Regions from separate parts of the Homo sapiens genome. Here region 2 is linked to region 1. The links are chromatin loops, found by intact Hi-C in ENCODE. Cell type or tissue: mammary epithelial cell. All regions are shown on one strand.

Region 1 (5,000 bases):
CAGAACAAGAATGTATCCTGAGCAGAGGACATACTGGCATACAGTCGGTGCTCAGTGAATATATGTGGAACATGTGAATGAATCAACTTCATCGTAATGGACTGTCTTCATAGTCCAATATGGACATAAGATGATTTGGTGGCAGCAGTGACTAGGGGAGGGGAGGCGGAGGGCAGGGACAGGTAGTATCAGACCCAGTCACAATGCTTGTTGAAGTGGTGGTAAGGGGATTGGGAGACTCTCTTCTAGACAGAAATGCGGGGCATGTCCAGGGCCCTGGCTCCCTCAGGTCCCATGTGCAAAAAGAAGCATGACATCCAAAAGCTCGATGGTTTCCCAAATGCCCAGGGAAGCCCCAAGTGCGAAGGCTGGCAGGGAGGTCAAGCCAGGTGAGTGGCGGCAGCCAGTCTCCCCTCAGCTGCCATGGCCGGTGGGCCCGGAGCACAGGGAGGGCAGGCACCAGGCTTGTGCAAACTCCAGCTCTCAGGCAGGTGTGATCCTGTTGTACCGTGTAGGGAGGGGTCCCTGAAAACTGTCAGTCTGAAGGCCCTGGAGGGGAGGTGTGGACTTCCGCATGGGTGATTCCCAAGCCCAGCAACAGAGCAGAGCAGGGTGTGGTCCAGGGAGTGTCAGGGTCAGATTCTGGGTCACCATCACCACCCCAGGAAAAGAGAAATCCAAATAGCAAAAATAAAGAAGAAATGGGCAATTTTAGCTGATGGGGGGCAAATGGAGGTTTCTTGGGGGAAGACAAAGAGGCTGTCTTCAGACCTCCAAACCGAGTCTGAAGGCCAGCTGGGGCAATCGCTGGGGCAATCGCTGGGGCAATCGCTAAATCTGCCTGCTTGGAAGCAGCATCAGCATCCGAGAGCTACCGTGCCTCCAGCCCAGGTCTGAGGTGTGAAGGCCTCCTGAAGCCCTGAGAGCCACTTTTGGGAAACCTCTCCAAATCCTGCACATGCTGCAAGACATGATTAAAACCCAGCCCAGCCATCTACAGGTTTTATGATTTGGGGCAAGTCAGTAAATGTCTCTGAGCCTCAAAGTCTGCAAATATCTAATGGGAGTAATCCAACTTCCCAGGGTTATTGTGAGGATCAGATGAACTCGTTATGGTAAAATACTTAGCACAGTACCTGGCACAGATTAGAGACCCAAGGGCTAATGCCTTTCTCCTCCTCCTTCACCTACTGCTTGATGCTTTGCAGAAAGCAGTGGTTCCGAAAGCAAATGGGGCTTTAAGAGTGAGGGTGGGACAACAAGACCATCTCTGTGGCCTAGAAGAGGCCGCATCATGGGGACTAGCGTCCTCCCAGTTCTGCCAGTTGTTCTTCCTGTCTTTGAAGTTCCCCAGGGACCACGGTGAGCCTATCCAGGCAAGAAAGCCCAGGCAGACTGGGCTCAGTGGCTCACACTTGTAATTCCAGTGTTTCGGAAGGCCAAGGCAGGGGGATCACTGAAGCCCAGGAGTTCGAGGCCAGCCTGGGCAACATAGGGAGACCGCTGTCTCTACAAAAAAAAAAAAATTAAAAAATTAGCTGGGCATGATGGTACACGCCTGTAGTCCCAGCTACTTGGGAGGCTGAAGTGGGAGGATCATTTGAGCCTGGGAGGTGGAGGCTGCAGTGAGCCATGGTCATGCCCCTATACTCCAGCCTAGGCGACAGAGCAAGGCCCTGTCGAAAGAAAGAAAGAAGAAAGAGAGAAACAGGTAGGGAGGGAAGGAGAGAAAGAAGGAGAGAAAGAGGGAGAGAGAGAAAGAAAGAGAGAGAGAAGGAGAGAGAGAGGAAGGAAGGAAGGAAGGAAGGAAGAAGGAAGGAAGGAAGGAAGGAAGGAAGCAAGCAAGCAAGCAAGCAAGCAAGCAAGCAAGCAAGCAAGGAAGGCCGGCCCAGACAGCGCCCTCAGCTGGTGGAGGTTTGCAGAGTTCCAGGGCTCAGCTACCAGCTTCTGGTCCCTACCTGACTCAGGGCTGCTGGGGACTGAGGAGCATCTCCTTGGCCGTCGAATGCATGTACCTGGAGAGCTTTTGCTTTTCATTTTCCTCCGGCCCTCTTAGCACGTCTCCACGCCACTGTCGAGCTGGATGCATCTGCCAAATGTAAATCCTCCGGGTTGTCTGAGTGAACAAGCATTCCAAAGGGGAAGCTCCTAGAATTCCTGGGCCCTGGTTGCCCTCAGAGCTCATCTAGACCAGAGAACGCTTTCAGAGGAACAGCCCTCTCTAAGAAGGCAATTAAAGCTCCACTCTTCCCCTCCAGAACTGCATAATTATACCTTGTACAAACACACACACACACAAAATTCTTAAAATTTCAAGTGTTTCACAGAATTCCCAGCCATGGATCCATAGATCTCAAGTTAAGAACCCTGGATTCACCTAACCCCCTCAGGTTGCAGATGTAGGAGCTGAGGCCCAGAGAGGGGAAAGGACTTGGATGGCCAAGATCACACAGGAGTTAGTGGCAGAGCCAGGGGAATATTTTCAAGCTGCCTCTGATACCTCTCTTGGGCTTCTTGATGCTCCTTTCAGTGTGAGAGCATGAGGAATAGGAGAAGGAGCCTGAAAGCCCTATAATCCTGACAGGCAGCACTCTGGCCGAAGGTGGGATCATTTGCGTAAAAGCTCACATTTGCCTAAACCTGGAGAAATAATAGCAGGGTTTCTCTCCAGCTGCCAGGGCCCTTTCTCACCACCAGGTGGCGCTTGCATCATGCATTAGACTGGAGTTACAGCCAGAAAGCACTTGAAAATAGGGGAGATCTCAGTTCGTCTCCTGATTACAGATGGGGAAACTGAGTCCAAGAGAAAGCAAAGGACTTCTTGAGTTATCCTGGACAATTATCTTCCTTGTCCATGATCCTGTTTCCCTTGTCCAACCACAAGTAAGGCATTTAGACTAGAATCAGTTTCCAACAATGGAACTTTGGGTGTAGCGGAAGTTGCTTGGGGAGGTTTCTTGGGGAAGACACAGAGGCTGTCTTCAGGCCTCCGAGTGAGCAGAGCCTCTGAGCCCCTCACTCTGTGCTGCCACGAGCCCAGCCCCATTTTACCTGTTTGACACACTAAGCTTCAATGTATAATTTCATTCAAACAAAGGGTTATGTGCCTAAAATACTTTGAAAATCCCTGATCAGGAATTCCACACAACTCTACTCTAGGTATCTTTGTGGCTTCAAACACTCAAGTGTTTCCAAACTGGCAAAGGCACATGGTGCTGATAAGAGGAGAGAGGCTGGAGAGACCCCCAGCCAGGAGGGCAGAGCTGGGATTCAAGCCCAGCTGGGATTCAAGCACATCTGACTTCAGATGCGGGCTCCTTCACAGCGTCAGCCATGCACAATAATGGAGCACCTACGTTGCACCAGGGATTAGCCCTGTGTATGTTCAGTGCAGTCACATCTGTTATTTAATCTGCCTCTCCCAACTTTGTCACTGTGTGTAAGGATTACCTCCCCATTTTACAGATGAGAAAACTGAGGCTCAAATGATCTGTTTAAGAGAGAAAAATGAACCAGATTTTCTCACAGATAAGATTATCTTGGTCTTCCAGTCTCTCCAGGGGAATCTAGAAATAAGCAGGAAAACTATGGGTACCCCCAGAGCACCCCTGACCCAGGCCTCTCCTTGTGGTCCACTCACTGCCTCTGTCTCTTGGGTACACATCTCCATCCCTTCATTCATACTCAGCTCCTCCCTCCCTCTTTCCCACTATAGACTCCCTGGACATCCCCAGCCTGATCTCCTTGACACCAGTCAACCTTCCACAGACCCCAGGAAGCCTGACACCTGGATTAGGCAGGAGGCTGCCTGGGACCCAAACCCCTCCCCAATTCACCATGTCTGCAAGCTCACCACTAAGAGTGTCAATATTTGGGGCTGAAGACTTTTCCCATGGTAAAACTAAAACCTCTGGGAAGCCACATATTTTAATCTAAAATTAGACATTTGAATCCCAGAGCGAGTGAGTATCTGATCTTTTCCAGAGAGCAAGGAGAGAAGAAAAAAATTACACAAAGTCTGGGAATTGCGGCTTACACCTTCAATCCCAGTACTTTGGGAGATGAGGTGGGAGGATTGCTTGAGCCCAGGAGCTTGAGACCAGCCTGGGCAACATAGTGAGACCCCATCTCTACAAAAAAATTTTTGAAGAATATCCTGGCATGGTGGCCTACACCTGTAGTCTCAGCCACTCGGGAAGCTGAAGTGGGTGGATCACCTGAGCCCAGGAATTTGAGGTAGCAGTGAGCTATAATCATGCTACTGCACTCCAGCCTGGACAACAGAGCAAGACCTTGTCTCTGAAAAAGAAGGAAGGAAAGAAAGAAAAGAAAGAAAGAGAGAGAGAGAAAGGAAGGAAGGAAGGAAAGAAAGGAAGAGGGAGGAAGGGAGGGAGGGAGAAAAAGAAAGAAAGAAAGAAAAGAAAGAGAGAAAGAAAGGGAAGAAAGAAAGAGAAAGGAAGGAAGGGGAGGGAGGGAGGAAAAGAAAGAAAGAAAGAAAGAAAGAAAGAAAGAAAGAAAGAGAAAGAAAGGAAGGAAGGAAGAAAGAAAGAAAGAAAGAGAAAGAAAGGAAGGAAGGAAGAAAGAAAGAAAGAAAGAGAAAGAAAGGAAGGAAGGAAGAAAAGACAGAAAGAGGAAGGGAGGGAGGGAAGGAGGGAGGGAGGAAGGGAGGAAGGAAGGAAGGAAGGAATGGAGGGAGCGAGGGAGGGAGGGAGGGAAAAAGAAAAGCAAAGAAAAATTACATGAAGATTCCCGGAAGTCAGAGGGGCGGAGGCTGAAGGGAGGCAGTGTGCACAGTGCGGATGCCATGGGCACCAAGGATTGTCATCATTTACCCATGGGGCTCTCTCCCCCAAGACTCCCACATTCTTAAATGTGTGTGTTCAAGGCCAGCCCCCAAGCTGGGTACAGCTAAAGAGATTCACCAGGTAAAGTTCTTGCCCTTGGGGAAGGCAGAAACGAATACACACAATACCACGTGAGCGAGCAATGAGAGAGTTGCC
Region 2 (5,000 bases), 430 kb after region 1:
GGCTGTCTGCAGAGGGTGGGGTTCTGGGGGCAGGAAGGTCTTCCGGGCAGGGGCACGGCTTGGCCCTTACTTGCTGCCTGCCTTCAGCTCAGGCTCCCAGCCTTCCCTGGGGCCCCACTCTGTGGTCCTCAGAGACCTGTTCCACAGGGATTGAGCCCACCATGTCACTTGCAGGGACTGCCCCCTGGAGTGGTGGGGACTGGGGCCCCCATGGGGACCTCCCTGGCCCTGTCTGTTCTATCTGTTGACTCTTCTGCAAAAAGCAGGCAGAGAGGGGAAGAGCAGGCTGGCCAGCTGTGCCCTACTGTGTCCCCACGTGTCCCTTCATCTCTGTGCCCAGAGATAGGGCTGGGCTAATTGTCACTGCCTCAGGTTGGCCCCTTTCCCACCACCAGCCCCAGCTACAGGTTCCTACCACGCTGATCTATGGTCCAGCACCTGGCACCTGCCTACCCACAGCCCCTTCCCCTCCCATAAAATCTAGTCCCATGGAGCCAGACAGTAGTGCCCACAGCAGGGAACAGATGGGCATGAAGGTGCTTTGAAGAGGGTCCTGGCCTGACCAGGGGCGGGAGGCTGGGGAAGGGGCGGACACTGTCCCCCCAGGCCCAGGCCCAGCCCTGGATCCAACCCTGGCCTCTGGCTGTGAGCCTTAGACTCAGCCGTTGACAATTTCTTCCTCAGCCCTCCCCCTGGAAGGTGTTACGCCCCTTCTCCAGGTGGGGGACACTAAGGTTCAGAGAGCTCGCCCTGCAGCCTACAGGGGTCACCTCTCACATTCTACTCTCCAGCGTATGACAACCCTGGACGAAAGGTGAATGTAGCCCTGGAGCCTGCATGTGGCAGCCGCAGCCACTCAGGGCTGGGTATATGCTGGGGATGGAGGGGACACCACTGAAAATCACTCCTGGCTGGGCGCGGTGGCTCACACCTGTAATCCCAGCACTTTGGGAGGCTGAGGCGGGCGGATCACCTGAGGTCAGGAGTTTGAAACCAGCCTGGCCAATGTGGCAAAACCCCATTTCTGCTAAAAATACAAAAATTAGCCAGGTGCGGTGATGGGGACCTGTAATCCCAGCTACTTGGGAGGCTGAGGAAGGAGAATCGCTTGAACCTGGGAGGCGGAGGTTGCAGTGAACTGAGTTCGCACCTTTACACACCAGCCTGGGCGACAGAGCGAGACTCCATCTCACACAAAAAAAATAAAATAAAATTACTCCTTAGGGGCTGAGACCAAGAAACAGTATCAGAGGCTGAACCCCTCGGCGATGAGCGTCTGTCCCAGGACTTGGAAGGGAGGGAGGGAGCATGGCCACGGCAGCTGCCTGCAGGTGCGTGTCCTGCTGCTCCCCAATTCAACATGCTCACCTCATTTCACACCAACAAGCCCGATCCTCAGAGGAGGAACTCAAGGCTCTGAGAGGAAGTACCTGGCCCAAGGGCACATGCCCTGGTGACACAGGCCCATCCTAGGCTCCGACTGCCCACCTCCAAGCTCCAGGCTACCCTGAGCAGGTGGAAGAGGGAGAGGGCCCCAAGCAGGTCCCAGTGGTGGCTTTGCACAGAGAGGGCAGCCTGCCAGAGTTCACGCAGGAAAGCAAGTTGCTGGGCAAGCTAGCGTGAGTCCCAGCCCCGCTGTGCTGCCCGAGGGTGGAGGAGCGTCAGGCGTGCTTCCTGTCTGTCTGCAGCAGCCCGGCTGGCCCAAAGAGACCCTGGGGACCCACGCTCTGAGTCACGGCTTCCCAGGCCTTAGTCAGAACGGCCCCTGGTGGCACTCCCTTCCAAGGGGTGGGGAGCAGGGCCTGTCGACTTGCTCCTGACCCACACACCGAACCAGTCCCTGTCCCAGCTCTGCCGCCGCCGCTCTGCTGCGTGACTCCAGGAACCCCCAGCCTCGCTGAATCCACGTCCCCAGAAGAGAAAAGCCTGCCAGGCCTTGGCCTGCCCTGTCTGGGAATCCTTGATGGAGCCACCCCGAAACACCCCTATGGGAACCCCTTTGGTCTTCATCATTCTTGGGTGTTTTCCACTGATGACTGGGGGTGTCCCCAGTGGCAGCTGGGCCTGAGCTGTCAGCCAAGACGGGAGACAAACAAGCCTGTGACTCAGGCAGGGCATGGCACAGCTGGCGGAAGGAGGCATGCCTGTTCTTTGTGGCTGGGCGGGGGGTTATCCGGACACAGGGAGTCTCCAGCTTCCGGCTTTCCCACCTCGGTGCCCCCAGCCCACACCTGCAGCTTGGCCATGGTTCTTGGGGCCTCCCAAGGCTGCCCCTGCTGGCAAAGGCATCCTGATGCACCCGCCCCAGGGTGAGCCAAGGGCAGAGACACCCAGAAACGCCAGGCTGGAAGGTTGGAGAGCCCCTCCTCGCCCCCCGCAACACCAATAAGCCCTGCCCCACCCTCCAAGCCCTTGGGGTGAGCCCCATCACTAGTGACTATAACTGAATTTCAATGCAGAATATTATACAAATTAGTAGTTTATTTCTTCCTTTAGTATTACAGTTCCAAAACATAACTTGAAGGTCAGCACAGGAGCTGCTGTGATATAAAAGGAGAGAGTCACCTGGCGCCCCCTGCAGTCCTCCAGTTGCCCAGCAGCGGTGGGACGCTCAGTGGCACACACTGGGTCTCTGTATGGCCTCCCACCTGCAAGGACTTCCCCGGGCAGGCCCAGCTGCCCAGAAGCCCCGGAACACACAGGAAGACAACACTATAGGATGGCAGGTGGGGATCTGTGCAATACAAACATGTAGCTAGAAAACCCAACTGAGGATCTGTCTAGAATACTTCCGATATCAATATACCGTAGTTGTTGAAACCAGAACCGTCTCCAGCCGTCAGCAGTCTTGGCGGCTACTGTACAGCTGTCAGCATGACTACAGGCAGCACCCGAGGCTATCTGGGGTAAGAAGTGGGCCTGCACATCACATCGGTGAGTCAGTGAGAGTCAGGGCCAGAGGGAAAAGCAACTCGGAGGCTGAGGCTGGCACAGATACACACAAGGGAGTCACACACATAACATAAGAACTTGTTATATAAAATAGATATGTGGAATCTAGAAACACCTTGAGAAAATAGCCTATAAAAATATAAACTGTAGTGAGAGTGTACAAAAGTATTAACAGAGGTTCAACCCATAAAAAACCCCATCCATTTAAAAGCTGGCAATTCGCAGCAGATGTGGGGAGGGAGCTCCCCTCGGTCCTGGTGCGCGCATTTGGACAGGCCTTTGGGTTTCCCAGCTGGCAGGGTCCCCCTTGCAGGGGCCACGGGCTGGGTGTTGGGGTGAAGGTTCAGAGGAGGAACAGCAGCTTGGGGCAGCCCCTGTCAGAAGGGCCCCCTGCCATGGCAGCCAGTGGAGGCCAGGGACCTTCAGGGCACTGGAGGGGACAGAGCAGCTCTTTCCTCAGTGACCCGAGGGAGGGGAAGTGTTAGCGCAAAAGAGTGGGGCCCACAGTCCTGGAAGGAGGAGTTGGCTCCGTCCCGTTCCCAAACTTTAACCAGGCGGAGCCGCCCTCTCTTGCCTTCTGGACACGCATCACTTGATTCCAGGCAGGAGAACCTCTGAGAAAGTGTCCCCAGTCCCTTTCCTCCAGGAACTCTCCTGCTGTCGCACACACACACTACCCGGCAGCTGCTGACAACTGCCTGGAAACACTAACATACCACCGTGGGTTGCAGCCACGACGGGCCCCTGGTCAGGTGCATCTCTCAGGGCAAACTGGACAACACGAGCCTGTCCCTAAAGGCAGCTCTTAGCCCCAGGACATGGCAGTGTGTGCTGGCATGTTCCAGGGGCCATTGGCTTGGAAAGTAAAACCTAAGGGCAGCTGGTGCTGGCCCACGGGCCCAGCCCCATTCCTGCTGCACCTCCTCAGCAGCCACCCCCCAGGCTGACAGCTGTCGTTTCACGATGGGCTGAGGGGTGGGGTGGGGGGTTTCCAACACTTGATTCGAGCGGACTGCAACGCCCAGCTCACAGGACAACTGAAGGAGTCAGACCTCAAATTGCTGTTCTCAAAGACAATGACAACACCCATTTTTGATGCCTGAAAAGAGGCAAAGGCTTCTGGCTAAATATAGAGGCCAGCTCCGTCTACCCAGTGAAACATTAACCAACTCCGCTAAAGACACGAAGCCGGAGCTCACTCTAGCATGTGCTGAAACACCAACTTTGCCGTGGCATTGCTAGAAAGTTGACAGCAAAAAATAATAGGAAAAAAGTACTTCTTAAAACTGCATTACTTCAATTCTTAGTCTCAGTGTGTTCGTATCAACAGAGGATGGTTTCCAGTTTTTTTCGGGTAATATGAAACATTCCACTGAGACTGTTTCTCCTGTATTTTCATAACACTGTGCCAGAAAACATCCTCTCACATCTACGCATCAGGGATGGTCTAGAGGGATTAAGCAAAAACAAGCTCCTTGCTCAAAGCCTCTCCCCAGCCTTCAGAAAGGCAGTCCTCTGAGTTCCCAGAAACTGCTGTGTCAGAGGCAACAGTGACCCTGCATCCTGGCAGAGAACAAGGATGCTTCCAGGCAGTGGTGGGGTGGGCACACATCTGGGAGAGCTCGCCCAAGCCTGCCCCAAGCAAAAAAGTTTCCCAGCCCCAGGCACTGGCAGCTGGCCTCCTGCACAACCCAGGCAGGTGGAGGAGACACCAGGAGCACTGGCCATCCCCAAGGAGGCCATGGTTTTCAGCTGTCCAAGACCGTTCACACTGCGGCTGCACCACTGCCCTGCAAAGCACCCCCGAAAACATTCCTCCATCCCCTCAACCAAGGCCAGCCCAGGCGTGGGCCTGCTTTGCAATATGACGGTCCACTGTTTACTTGGAATCCCATCCCATCGTACTTGGTGAATGATTTCCACGAGTCAAGAAGGGCATTCCACAGAATCTCATGGAGCCATGTCAGGCATGGGGCAAGCTGGGGACAGAGCAGCCCAGTGATCTGCAAACACAGGCTGGCCATGAGAAGTGAGGGTGGGTGTCTGGG

What was found. Peaks named below come from ENCODE experiments on the same cell type or tissue, not always from the same donor. Only the 100,000 strongest peaks of a DNase experiment are listed, where the experiment ranks them.
Region 2: it touches region 1 in a loop (25-fold over the local background); 13 of 110 quality-filtered maps call a loop at or near these places.

The regions. Positions count from the first base shown.
Region 1 is chr15:79,182,264-79,187,263 of GRCh38, reverse strand. No RefSeq gene overlaps it. Among named protein-coding and RNA genes, the nearest start is that of MIR184, 25 kb to the left of the region's middle. In mammary epithelial cell, CTCF peaks have their summits at 1,908 (motif pointing left) and 2,693 (motif pointing right); no DNase peak of the experiment used is centred here.
Region 2 is chr15:78,753,979-78,758,978 of GRCh38, reverse strand. LOC112268143 (a long non-coding RNA gene) reads left to right here and starts at 1,234. Exons shown (of 2, transcript XR_002957697.1): 1 at 1,234-1,331; 2 at 2,497-3,015. RefSeq lists enhancers at 1,048-1,852, 1,968-2,177, 1,853-2,657. In mammary epithelial cell, a CTCF peak has its summit at 2,577 (motif pointing left); a DNase peak (open chromatin) is centred at 2,039.